2 separate regions of the Homo sapiens genome follow, and region 2 is linked to region 1. Evidence: chromatin loops called from intact Hi-C (ENCODE). Cell type or tissue: heart right ventricle. All regions are shown on one strand. Links, peaks and the distances in the headings refer to the core of each region. The heading gives the core; the rest is flanking DNA.

Region 1 (5,380 bases), core at 323-5,322:
ATAGTTAACAATAATTTCTTCTAGCATCTCCTGGGAGCTGGGACAGGCTAAGCTGGGGAGTGCTCTAGCACTAAGACTAGAATTGTGGCAGAACTGTGGCAATTAGCTTCTGGTTTTTGGAAAGTAGGTAAGGGTGGTTTAGGAACAAGTCATCTCTCAGAGCAAGCGGAAGAAACCTAAATAAGCAAAACTGTGTCCAGAACAAGGGAGTGGCCACTGTGACATGCAAATTGTTACTCTTTGGAAAGACAACAGTGGCTCAAAGGTGTACTAATTGTGCTTTTATATTTTATAATGCTTGACATCTTGGGGGCCTTGCTGACTGTGGAGAAGCTGCCCCGCCCAGGGTTAGTTAATTCCTGGAAATCATCGATGGCTTATCTCTGAGCCTGCCTTTCAAATGCTGACCCACTGATCCATAGCCACGCCCCAGTCACCTTCTTCACTGAACACTCATGTAACAAGCCAATATTCCCCTGCCCTACATCAACTCAGGGCCAGGGACCAGATACCTAGGGGCAGCTTTATGCCACCAAAGCCTGCCGGGCTTATTCAAACTAGCCAATCCGAAGCTGTTTACCCTGCCCTGGGTTTCCCACAGAAACCCCAGTAACAGCTGTGGCCATGCCTTCCCCTGCCTCCTCCCTCCTCAGTGACTCTGATGTTTCCCCACGTGACCCTGCACAATGTGCTATGCCTCATTTCTAGGGAAGCTGTGAGTAACACTCAACTTTTCCTTCAAATGCATTGACCCCTCCATGTTGCCACTCATTTTATAAATTAAGTCCCAGGCACGTATTAAAAAGCATCAGAGTGAAGGAGACAACCGATGGGCTATTTCATTCATTTCATTAAAATCTTAAAGAATAGGAAAATAGGCTTTTTAAAACCAAGGAAATCAAAGCTCAGAAAAGTCAGATGACGTGTCTTCCGGTCAAATAGACGGCCCCAGTGGAGGCAGATTCGAAATCATTCCATCTGATGCTGAAGCACATACTCTTAATTACCACTAAGACATAGAGTCCTGGGTCCACGCCATGCTAGGGGCTGAGCACACAGGACTGGCTATGACAGGTATCGTTTCTATCTTTATGGAGTTTACATTTATTTTAGTTGGGAGACAGACGTGGATAAAATGGTTCTACAGATAAATGTATACTTTGAAACCAAGGAAATGCTAAAAGTACAAAGTAGCCAAGGAGTTAATTAAGAGATTATTTTCAATTTGCAAATAGCCTGAGGTTGGAGGAAGGTGGCAAATGTTATTAAGTGAATGAATGGAGATCACTGGGGCTGGTTTTAAAAGTAAAAAAACCAAAAATGGGTGAACTTAATAATATATTTTATGTAACCCAACATATCCAAAATGTCACCATTTTGACATGTAATCAATATAAAATATTGTTAACAAGATATTTCACATTCTTTTCACAATACGCCTTTGACATCCAGAGTATATTTTATACTTACAGTGCATCTCAATTCAAACTAACTACATTTCAAGGGCTCAATAGCCACATTTGACCAGTGACTTCATACTCCATATTGAACAACATAGGGATGGATGATTTAGGTTCAAAGTACTAGCTTGATAGCTAGATTCCCACTGCCCTTTGGAGATAACAATTCTGGCGTCTGTTGTTGCTAATATGAAATATGATGTCAGTGTGATTGTCATTCCTTTATAGGTAGCTTTTTTTCCCCTTTGGATGCTTTTAAGATTTTTTTGGTCTTCGATATTTTGCACTTTCAATATAATGTTGCTGGAGTTAACTTATATTTTTCTGCTGATGATTCTGTGTGTCTTTCAAAGACCTATGTCTCTTCTTGAGAACAGTTTTGACCATTTTTGTTGAATAATGCTTCTCCTTTTTTTTTCAATGTCTACTTCCAGAACTGGTATCAGATCTACGTTTGATTTTGTCATTTTATTCTCCATGTTTCTTAAGAGCTCTTTTATAATTTCTATTTATTTCTCACTACTGTATTTAGAGTATTTTTTTAGCGCTTTCTTCTGGTTTACTTAATTTCTTACCCGCTGTCTAATCTGCTTAAGGAATGTGCTTTGGGTTTTTAATTTCAATGGTTAAGTTTTTCATTTCTAAGTCTCCTCTTAATTCTCTTTAAAATACGTCTTTTATAAAATTCTGATCCATTCTTTCACTATAGTTCTGATTGCTTCTCCCATCTCCTTCATTCTCTTGTTTTTAGTAGTCTTTTTAAAGACAATTTTATAGTCTTTTTCAAATTGTCCTGTTAGCTCCAGTTCTCCATTTGATGCCCTTGCAAACTCACCCTTATTGTATTTCATGTTCACATTGGATTTATACTTTTTATTGTTAACTCATCTCCAGTCGGGTTTGTTTCATAGTGGGTGGTGGAGATGTGTCTGCAGTGGGATTTTGGTTTTGCATTCGCAAGGGTCCTAAGAGTATTACTGGTCTGGACTAGCTGGGTATTCCTTTCTTAGCAGGAAGTTTTCTTTATCAAGTGGGTGGAATAATTTCTGACTATGCATCTCTAGTTTCTGAGTTTCTATTTCTTTTTGTTTCCCATCCATGACCCCAGAAGGACAAGTTTTCTTGCTCTTTTTCCCTTCATAGGAACAAAGTTTTGTTGCTTTGACTGGAGAATGGAGTAGCTCTTCATAGCTCCAGGCTCCATGCAGGGGCTTATACCTGGCTTCCAACTCCTAGGTGTTACACCTCACTCAAGTGTCAGAACCCTAACTCCAGATCTGATGTTTGGGTGAAGTACCCACAGGAGGCATAGTCAATGAACTCCCATTTACTGCATCACTTGGCTTTGAGATCTTTTCCTCTTTCTGGACTCTTGGGGTTTCTCTGTCTTGTTTTCTTACCAAGCTTGGTTTTACAATTTGTTGCTACCCTTTGCCCATGATTTCTGTTTGTCATGGAAAGGGGGGAACGTGTGTCTTCTCAATCTGCCCTACTGCTAGAAGCCTTTCATGCCTTGCTTTTGTAATTTAAATAAGAGGTAAGAAAAGTCTTCCTTTCTTTCCACATACTTCATATGTCCTGTGGTGGTTTAAATAGTCTTTTCAATTGAAGTGTTATTGAGACAAAATATTTTTATAACCATGTTATTATCATGTTTATGACAGGTTTAAAAAGAAAACCATCCGTAGGCTTTCCTTGTAAGGGCAGAATAGAAAAGAGGCTACATGTGTGGTTTAGAACCAGACAGGGTCCAAACCTTAGCCAGACTCTTGAGCTCTATGACATAATCTCTGTGACAGCAGACACTGCTGCCTTGACCCCTATTTAACAGACTGTGCCTGGCACCAAAACAAGCCAACACTAAATGTTCATTGAATGGATGAATAAGCAAATAACTTTGATTTTCTGAGCCTTTATGTATTCATCGGTAAAATACAAGCGACACTGCAAACATTATGTTAAGTTGTTGTGCAGCTTGGACGTGGTGTGTGTAAAGTGCTAGGCATGTTGCAGGTGCTAAAAACACTGTCCATGGTTCCAGGCAAAAGAGGAGCCTGGTTTGATTCAGAGAGTGGTCAGTATGGATCATGAGAGATTCCATAACTGGACTTTTTAGGACTCCTTTTGTGCTTTGTGAATTTCCCAATCAACGAGATTGTTTTGTTCACCTCTACTTAACTACTAATTTATCTGCATCTCTTGGCTAAGCAGGCTGTCAGAATGAAATGTAGTTCTCACGGCTCTGTGCATGGAGTTCTTATCCTCTGTCTCTCTGAAATGCTCTCCCATATACTCCTTCTCTCACAATTAGTGCTTGTTTTTCTTGCCATCCTTCCACCTTGGAAGGTAGCACCTCGCTTGTTATCTGCTCTCATCCTTAGCTTTCTCTCAATATCCTTTGAATACATCATAAAGGTCAATTTGGAATCAAATCTTGCCCTCCCTCCCTCCCTTGTTCCTGTAACTACATTGTCTCTGCAACTTGAGGTTATTGCTGAAATAATTTTTATCCTTCAGTGACTTACCTCTGTCATTTGCCTGCTTTTTAGAATTTTAGATCTATATGTAATTTAGAAGACTTTAATGGAGGGAGTTTATTTGGCTTAGCCTTCTTAATGTATGCACTGATTTGCAACTTGGGAACAATCCAATTAGTCTTTTATTGACTGTCTACCATGTGTCCATGGCTCTGCCAGCAACAGTGGGGGTACAAAGAAGTAAAAGTTTCAGTCTCTGACTTTGAGCAGAGTACAGTTTTATTGGGGGACAAACCAACAAATTATCCTATAGTTCTACCTGGAATTATAGGATAGTATTAAATAATGTGTAATAAAGTGGCAAATTATATGACTCAGACTCTTGAGTGCCATATGACTCAGAGATCAGTGTGGGCTGAAGTCATCTGTAAAGCTTCACGGGGAAGAAGGGTCTTCACCTGGGCCTTGAAGGACAGGGGAGATTTGAACAGGCAGGAGGGAATTACAGATGGTGGGGCACAAGGAGGCTCAGCATGGTGTTTCTGTAGGGTAGAGAGGAGAATCACTATTACAGAACAGAATTCATGCTGGGTGCTTAAGGTGGGCCAATTATTGGAAGCCTTAGTAGGAAAAGAGGCACTCTTCCCAAAAGAAAGCATACAAAGAAACAGATTGCAGAGGAAGTATTTCTGTGCCAAGTCACATCTCCTTTGGTCTTCTAGGTCTTATAGCATCCACCAACCCACATAAATTTCATACCCACACCACTGTTCTGGACTGGCTAGTGCCAACTGGAGAGAATTCTCTCTCCATCCAAAACTGCTCAGCCCTATAAATAGAAACCCTTACCAACTGAATTTTTGAAAGGGTTTACACCATCTCCTTTAGTTTGTTTTGGCTGTGGCTGTTGGTTACACACAGCAATAACAACTGTCCTGAGTGGACCTCCTGCCCTTGTGCCGTGTTCTGAGTCTCTCAAACCAGTTGTGACAGTGGGAGGAATTTGAGATACTTGCAATAGAGAAGAACCTCTGCTATCGTGCAGAAACCGTGTGCCCATGGCATTCCCTGTGAACCATCCTCAGACACGCCCTGCACTGCAGCAGCTTGAGGGTCACTGTCCACTGTCATATGGCCTACTTGAGCCCTAGGAGTCACCAAGTACAAGCCAGCCATTGGTTAAGAGTAGAGCAGAGAAGAAAGCCATGCATTCTTGTTAGGTAATAGCTGATCATTATAGGAAATATAGTTATCAGTTTCTTGATTATTTCTTGCTGCTTTTACCGCCTTCACTTTCTTGATCTTTTCTTCCTCTTTTTCTCAGGAAGAGCAAACTCAAGTATTATTTGCTCTTAAGAACTGTTAAGGAACAAAAGATAGTTCCTGCCTCTCCATATAAAGATATTTCAAGTGATTTTCATGGGCAAATCTGTCAGTTTAGAT
Region 2 (5,380 bases), core at 58-5,057, 51 kb before region 1:
GTCAGGAACTAGACACAGAGACCAATATACGTATTTCATATTATATCACAATGTCACAGTACTGCCTGCCTCGGAGTAGACATGAAGCAATACTTATTGGGTTGTCATTGTCCTTCCCTTAGCCCATTGCCCTGCAGGGTCCAGGACACCATTTGGATGCTTTAGATATCACTAGTACTCAATGACAACTCAGTTCCTAGTCACAGGGGCCCCAGGTGCATGTTTCTTCCCATCACTGGGGCACACCTGTGTGCTCTCTCCCTCCATCAATGGCTTTGCAAGAAGCCCAATCAGCGTGATGTTTTTTTTTTTGCTTGGCTGGAGACTGATCCTGCATTGATTCTAAGCCCTGGTCCTAGTTCCCATGCTCACCATTCTAAGTCCTTGAGCGAGGCCAGACACTATAGAACCTGCAACCCTAAACTCAGACATTACACCTACAAAATTCAGTCATATGCCCCCGGGGCCCCCCTACCTGGTGCCTTTCCCAAAGCTAACCCCTGCATACAGGCAGGGGTGGGGCACAGGTCAGATGGCGTTTGATAACAAATGAATCCCAGTTAGTGTAAGCAGAAGGGGATCAGTCTGTCTCGTGGACAAAGCACAAAACAAGAATGCAGATAAAGAGTCCCAGGCATGGTGGGAGTCCCAGGCCCTCTCTCACCCCTAGTCCAACTGACCGGCATTCCTTCCTCTTCACTTTCTGTGTCCATATCTTATGACTTCATCTTCTGTTCCCAGCCCCTTGCTTTCAGCATTGATTTCAGAGTGTGGAACTTACTCTCTGCCTCTTGCTAGCTGATTATTGTATCAAGCACCTCATCATCTAGCCAGCCTGCCCACCCCTTGCCCCACAAAGTGGGCATGGACAAAGCATGCGCATGGGTAGGGTTGAGCCTGTATGTCAGTGCAGTTTCATGATTTTCCTTGTTTGTTGGTCTACAGGCCTTCTTCATCTGCTCCCTGACCAAGACTGCCAGCTTGTAAGACCCTCCTCAGCCTCACTCCCTTACTTCACTGGCCACACTTCCCTACACCACATTTCAGAACTGTGTGCTTGCCATGTGCTGTTCCTCTCCTTGCAATGCCCTTCCTCGTCTCTGCCTTGTGACCTTTTACCCATTCTTCCAGGAAATGCTCCTTGTTTTCTGAAGCTTCCCTATTGCTGCAGCAGAGTCAGGCATCCCCTCCTGTGTGCATTCATGACACTCCATACTAATCTTCATCAGAGCAATTGCCAGATTGTGTGGCCGTGATCTGTTCGCAGGTCCGTCTCCCTGATTAAAACACGAACTTGCTCAGTAGGTCTCATTCATCTCTGATTGCCTGTGACCAGCCCAAAGCCCTGCAGATAATTGGTGCTCAGCATAACTTTTGTTACAATAAAGCACGGACCCCAAAGAGAAAAGATCCCATTTAGCAAGCCTAGAACAACCTCAGGCAAGAGGAGTAAGTGCCCCTAGGAGAATAAGCCGCAGAGGCTTCTCTCCCTCCCCACTTGTCCTTCCGCTGCGCTGCTCCCACTTCTTTTGTGATTTAATTGGGATTTGGCACTTCAGCCTCTTGGCTGGCCCCTTTAGGAGGAGAGTCATCAGCAAGGAAAGCTCTCCACGTTGCCTCACACCTACAGTGCTCGCTGAAATGATGCCTCTGCCCCTCCTCACCCCTCTAGCACCTGAGCAGGCTGGCCAGGGGCCCTGCACTGGGTTGGATTGGTGAGCAAAGTGGCTTAGAGGAGTCCCTGCACCTGGCAGCATATTATCTTGGCAGCGCTGGAGCTTAGGAAATTAATGAAAAGGGAGGGAAGTCGCTGGGATTTTAGATTTGCAATCAGGGGCTCTGCGACCCCCTAAGCTGGCAGTATTAAGGGAGCTAATCTGCTGACCGTAGGAGCTCAGCTGGTCTCCGTTTGCTGCGCTCCGCTTCACAGCAGGAGCCGGGCACTTTTTTCTCATGCCAGACAATGAGATGCTGGTGGAGAGGCAGCAGGCATGCCACTGCAAATGCCAGGCAGGGGCAGCCGTGCCAAGATTTGGAGGAGCAGATGATTCCCTGGCAGCCCACGAGGCTTAACCCATCCGGCTACTGATTCAAGAGGAAATCTGGAAGGAAACTGATGTTCCTTGAGCACCCACTACGTGCCAGACGCTTTATGTGGTTACCTCACTGAGTCTGCTTGACAACTCTGGGGTCTGTGCCTGTCAACCCATCTGACAGAGGAAAAACCCTGGGCTCCTGAGGTTAAGTTCCTGCTTACAGCAGGGCCACCTCTTACTGTCCTGCAGGCTGTGCCCCGCAATAGGGCCCTTGGACAAGCTGGCAAATGAGGGCTGTAATGCAGCCCACATTCTTGAGTTGCCAAGCTGCACCCGGAGGGGACACGTTTTCTAATTTACAAAGTTCTCCGGAGACCGGCTACCACCCTGCTTCACAGCTGGAACCAGGATTCAAATCAGGTTGGTCCACATCCTCAGTCCTGCTTCCCTGTGTATTTCAGCCTTGATTACAAACCCAAAGGAGGTCTAAACTCAGGTCACAGCGAATCAACTAGAAAGTGGGAGGGACTCAGTGGTGGAAAGAACAGGATCCATTGACTTGGTTTTCCCCTGGCATTGTATTTCTTCTAATCATGGCTTGATTCTTTACTTGTGAGTCCTCTGGCTACTTCTCATTTTTCAATAAAAACTTCGGGCTGTAGTTAGATAGGGTAGGAAGATGGAGACATCCTTTTACTTTTTTTTTTTTTTTTAAATCTGTCCTCAGTAACCAACACTCTTTCAAAACTTGAGTTTTTCTGGCCATAAGGCGGATAGCTTGATTGGTCTGCTTACTATGATAAAGTTAGGTCTTGGAGGTCAGAAGCTTCAAGAAATTGCTGTAAATAATACAATTAAGCCCAGCCAAACACATCCCAAATGACGGCTTCACTGCTGTCTCCTTAGTGCATCCTCTGCCTCCATTTTCACCCTCATCAGCCCATCTGACAGACCTCTGGCAGATAAGCTTTCGTGAATCAGCTCATCATTTTTTCTTCCCAACTCAGAAGCCTTCAGGGGGTTAATTAGAGGATAAAGTCCTAACTTTATCCAAAGTGGTTCTCAAAGTGTGGTCCCCAGGCCAGCAGCATCGGCATCAGCATAACCCGGGAACTTGTTAGAAATGCGAAAATTTAGGGCTGTCCTCCAGACCTGCTGAATCAGAAACTCTGGGGGTGAGGTCCAGCAATCTGTGTTAGTACAAGCCAAGTACTTCCCAATTCTTGCTGAAGTTTGGCCTATCCTAAGTTGTGGTCTGTTCTATATTTGGACTTGCCATCATTTTGTTACCTTTTACTCCAACTTCTCCTGGCTCTCCTGGTCATGAGCTATTTATTTGTCCTCTGCTTCTGTGATATCCTCCCAAGTGACAGAAGCAGCTAGATGCCTCCACCTTCTGCTTCCTTATTAACATATCAGTATCATGAAGACACCATTGTGCCTAGTTGACCTCTTCATTTCCTTTGCAACTAGGTATGGTCACAGGATTAAATTCTAGCTAATGATTTTTTTTTGAGACAGAGTCTCACTCTGCCATCCAGGCTAGAGTGCAGTGGCGTGATCTCCTTTCACTGCAACCTCTGTCTCCCAGTTTCAAGTGATTCTCATGCCTCAGCCCCTCCTCGTACCTGGGATTACAGACGTGCGCCACCACGCCTGGCTAATTTTTGTATTTTTAGTAGAGATGGGGTTTCCCCATGTTGGCCAGGCTGTCTCAAACTCAAACTCCTGACCTCAGGTGATCCACCCGCCTTGGCCTCCCAAAGTGCTGGGATCACAAGTGTGAGCCACTGTGCCCAGCCTAGCTAATGATTTTAAATGGAAGTTATTGGGAGGAACCTTTGAGAAGGAAGGACAGACAGCTGGGGTGAGCCCCTTTTTGCCTTTTTACTTGTCATTCTTCCTCATGACTGCTGCCTGCAATACGAATATAACGCTGGAACCCTAACAGCCTTCTAGAACTTTGGGGTAGCCTCAACAGGGACGCTACACACAGGCAAGCAGAAAGAAGGAAAAAGTTCATGTCCCTGATGATCATGACACCACCATAGCAGCCGTGGACATCTGACCTCTGGGTTTTACAGGAAAGAGAGAAGCCCTCATATGTACAAGCCACAGAAATCTGCTGTTAATAGCACCCAAAGCAATGTAACTTCAAATAGCTTCCAAGCCTCTCTTCATTTGTACATATCCAACCTGCTGTTCAAGGCCCAGTTTGTTTCATGTCTTATTTACTTTACAAATGATTTAACACGGCATCATCACAGGCCGGCATGGTGTAGACTTTCTCCCCTGCCAGTCCGTGGGGCTGTGCCTGCTCTTTTAGGGCAGGGTCTCAGACTCATTCATCTTTGTATCTACAGATACTAACAGGAATCTGAGGGAGACAAAGCCTAGGGGTTCCCCTAGTATCTGTGCCCGAGTTCTTACGTCCCCACTGTTGTGCCAAACCCTGTTAACCTCAGTAGGGAAGGCACCAGGTTCAAGAGGCTGAAGAAGAGATCCAGAGCCAGCAAACGAGACATGGGGTTCTATTAGGGGCTTACATACAGGGGAGAGAGTCCAATGGCAGCGGGCTGGACAAAGTACCTGCCTTACATACAGTCCAGTGGCATGGGCTTGACAGATAACTGCACAGTCCAGTGGTGGTGGGAAGGGTAGGAAAACCACAACAATTGCAAACAGCATACAGCCTCCACAGCATTTTCACTTAACACCCTCCTCTTAACGGCTTCCACCAGGCAGCCTTCATTGAACCCACAACTCAGGGTCTCAATGCTCTATCCAGCCCGTGTTCCGCAGGATGTGCCGGGGACTCAGGTGTTTCTCATAGACAAGGAATGAATCTCTGGGTTGGCCACTCCTGGACTCCCTAGCTCAGAACACGCACTCAGGTGCATCTGCTATAAAGTGTCATTCTTAGGGTGGGCTTAAGTTATTGCTATCAGGTGCATTTACCCTAGAACCGTTCAAAAGGAAAGTGGCATTTACCGGGCACCTATTGTAGGCCACGTACCATGGTAGGCATTTTTTCCCACTCATGATTTCATTCCTTTCTGTCAGGCACCCAGAAACATTTGGATTATCTTCATGGTACATTTGAGGACTCTGAGCTTGCGTGAGATAAAAATGACCTGCTGGCTTATCACAGCACAGCTGGTAGCTGATGGAAGTGGGGTTTGGGATGTTTCTGGTTGTAAGACACAAAATCCAATTTAAACTGTCTTAAATGATAAAGGGAAATGATTGGCTTATTACAAAGCCCAAAACCTCCAGAGGTAGGCTGGATTTAGGCAAGTGTAGTCCTAGAAGGCTCCTTCGTCTACAATCAGTAAAATCACTGG

Evidence for each region. Hi-C counts contacts between places; a loop is a spot of excess contacts. Peaks named below come from ENCODE experiments on the same cell type or tissue, not always from the same donor. Only the 100,000 strongest peaks of a DNase experiment are listed, where the experiment ranks them.
Region 2: a loop joins it to region 1, with 5 times the contacts of the local background. A loop is called at or near these places in 3 of 110 quality-filtered maps.

Annotation. Positions count from the first base shown.
Region 1 is chr15:92,290,208-92,295,587 of GRCh38, reverse strand. No RefSeq gene overlaps it. Among named protein-coding and RNA genes, the nearest start is that of ST8SIA2, 100 kb to the left of the region's middle. In heart right ventricle, for the core only: no CTCF peak of the experiment used is centred there; no DNase peak of the experiment used is centred there.
Region 2 is chr15:92,340,685-92,346,064 of GRCh38, reverse strand. No RefSeq gene overlaps it. Among named protein-coding and RNA genes, the nearest start is that of ST8SIA2, 51 kb to the left of the region's middle. In heart right ventricle, for the core only: no CTCF peak of the experiment used is centred there; a DNase peak (open chromatin) is centred at 2,024; H3K27ac peaks cover 1,004 bases; H3K27me3 peaks cover 878 bases.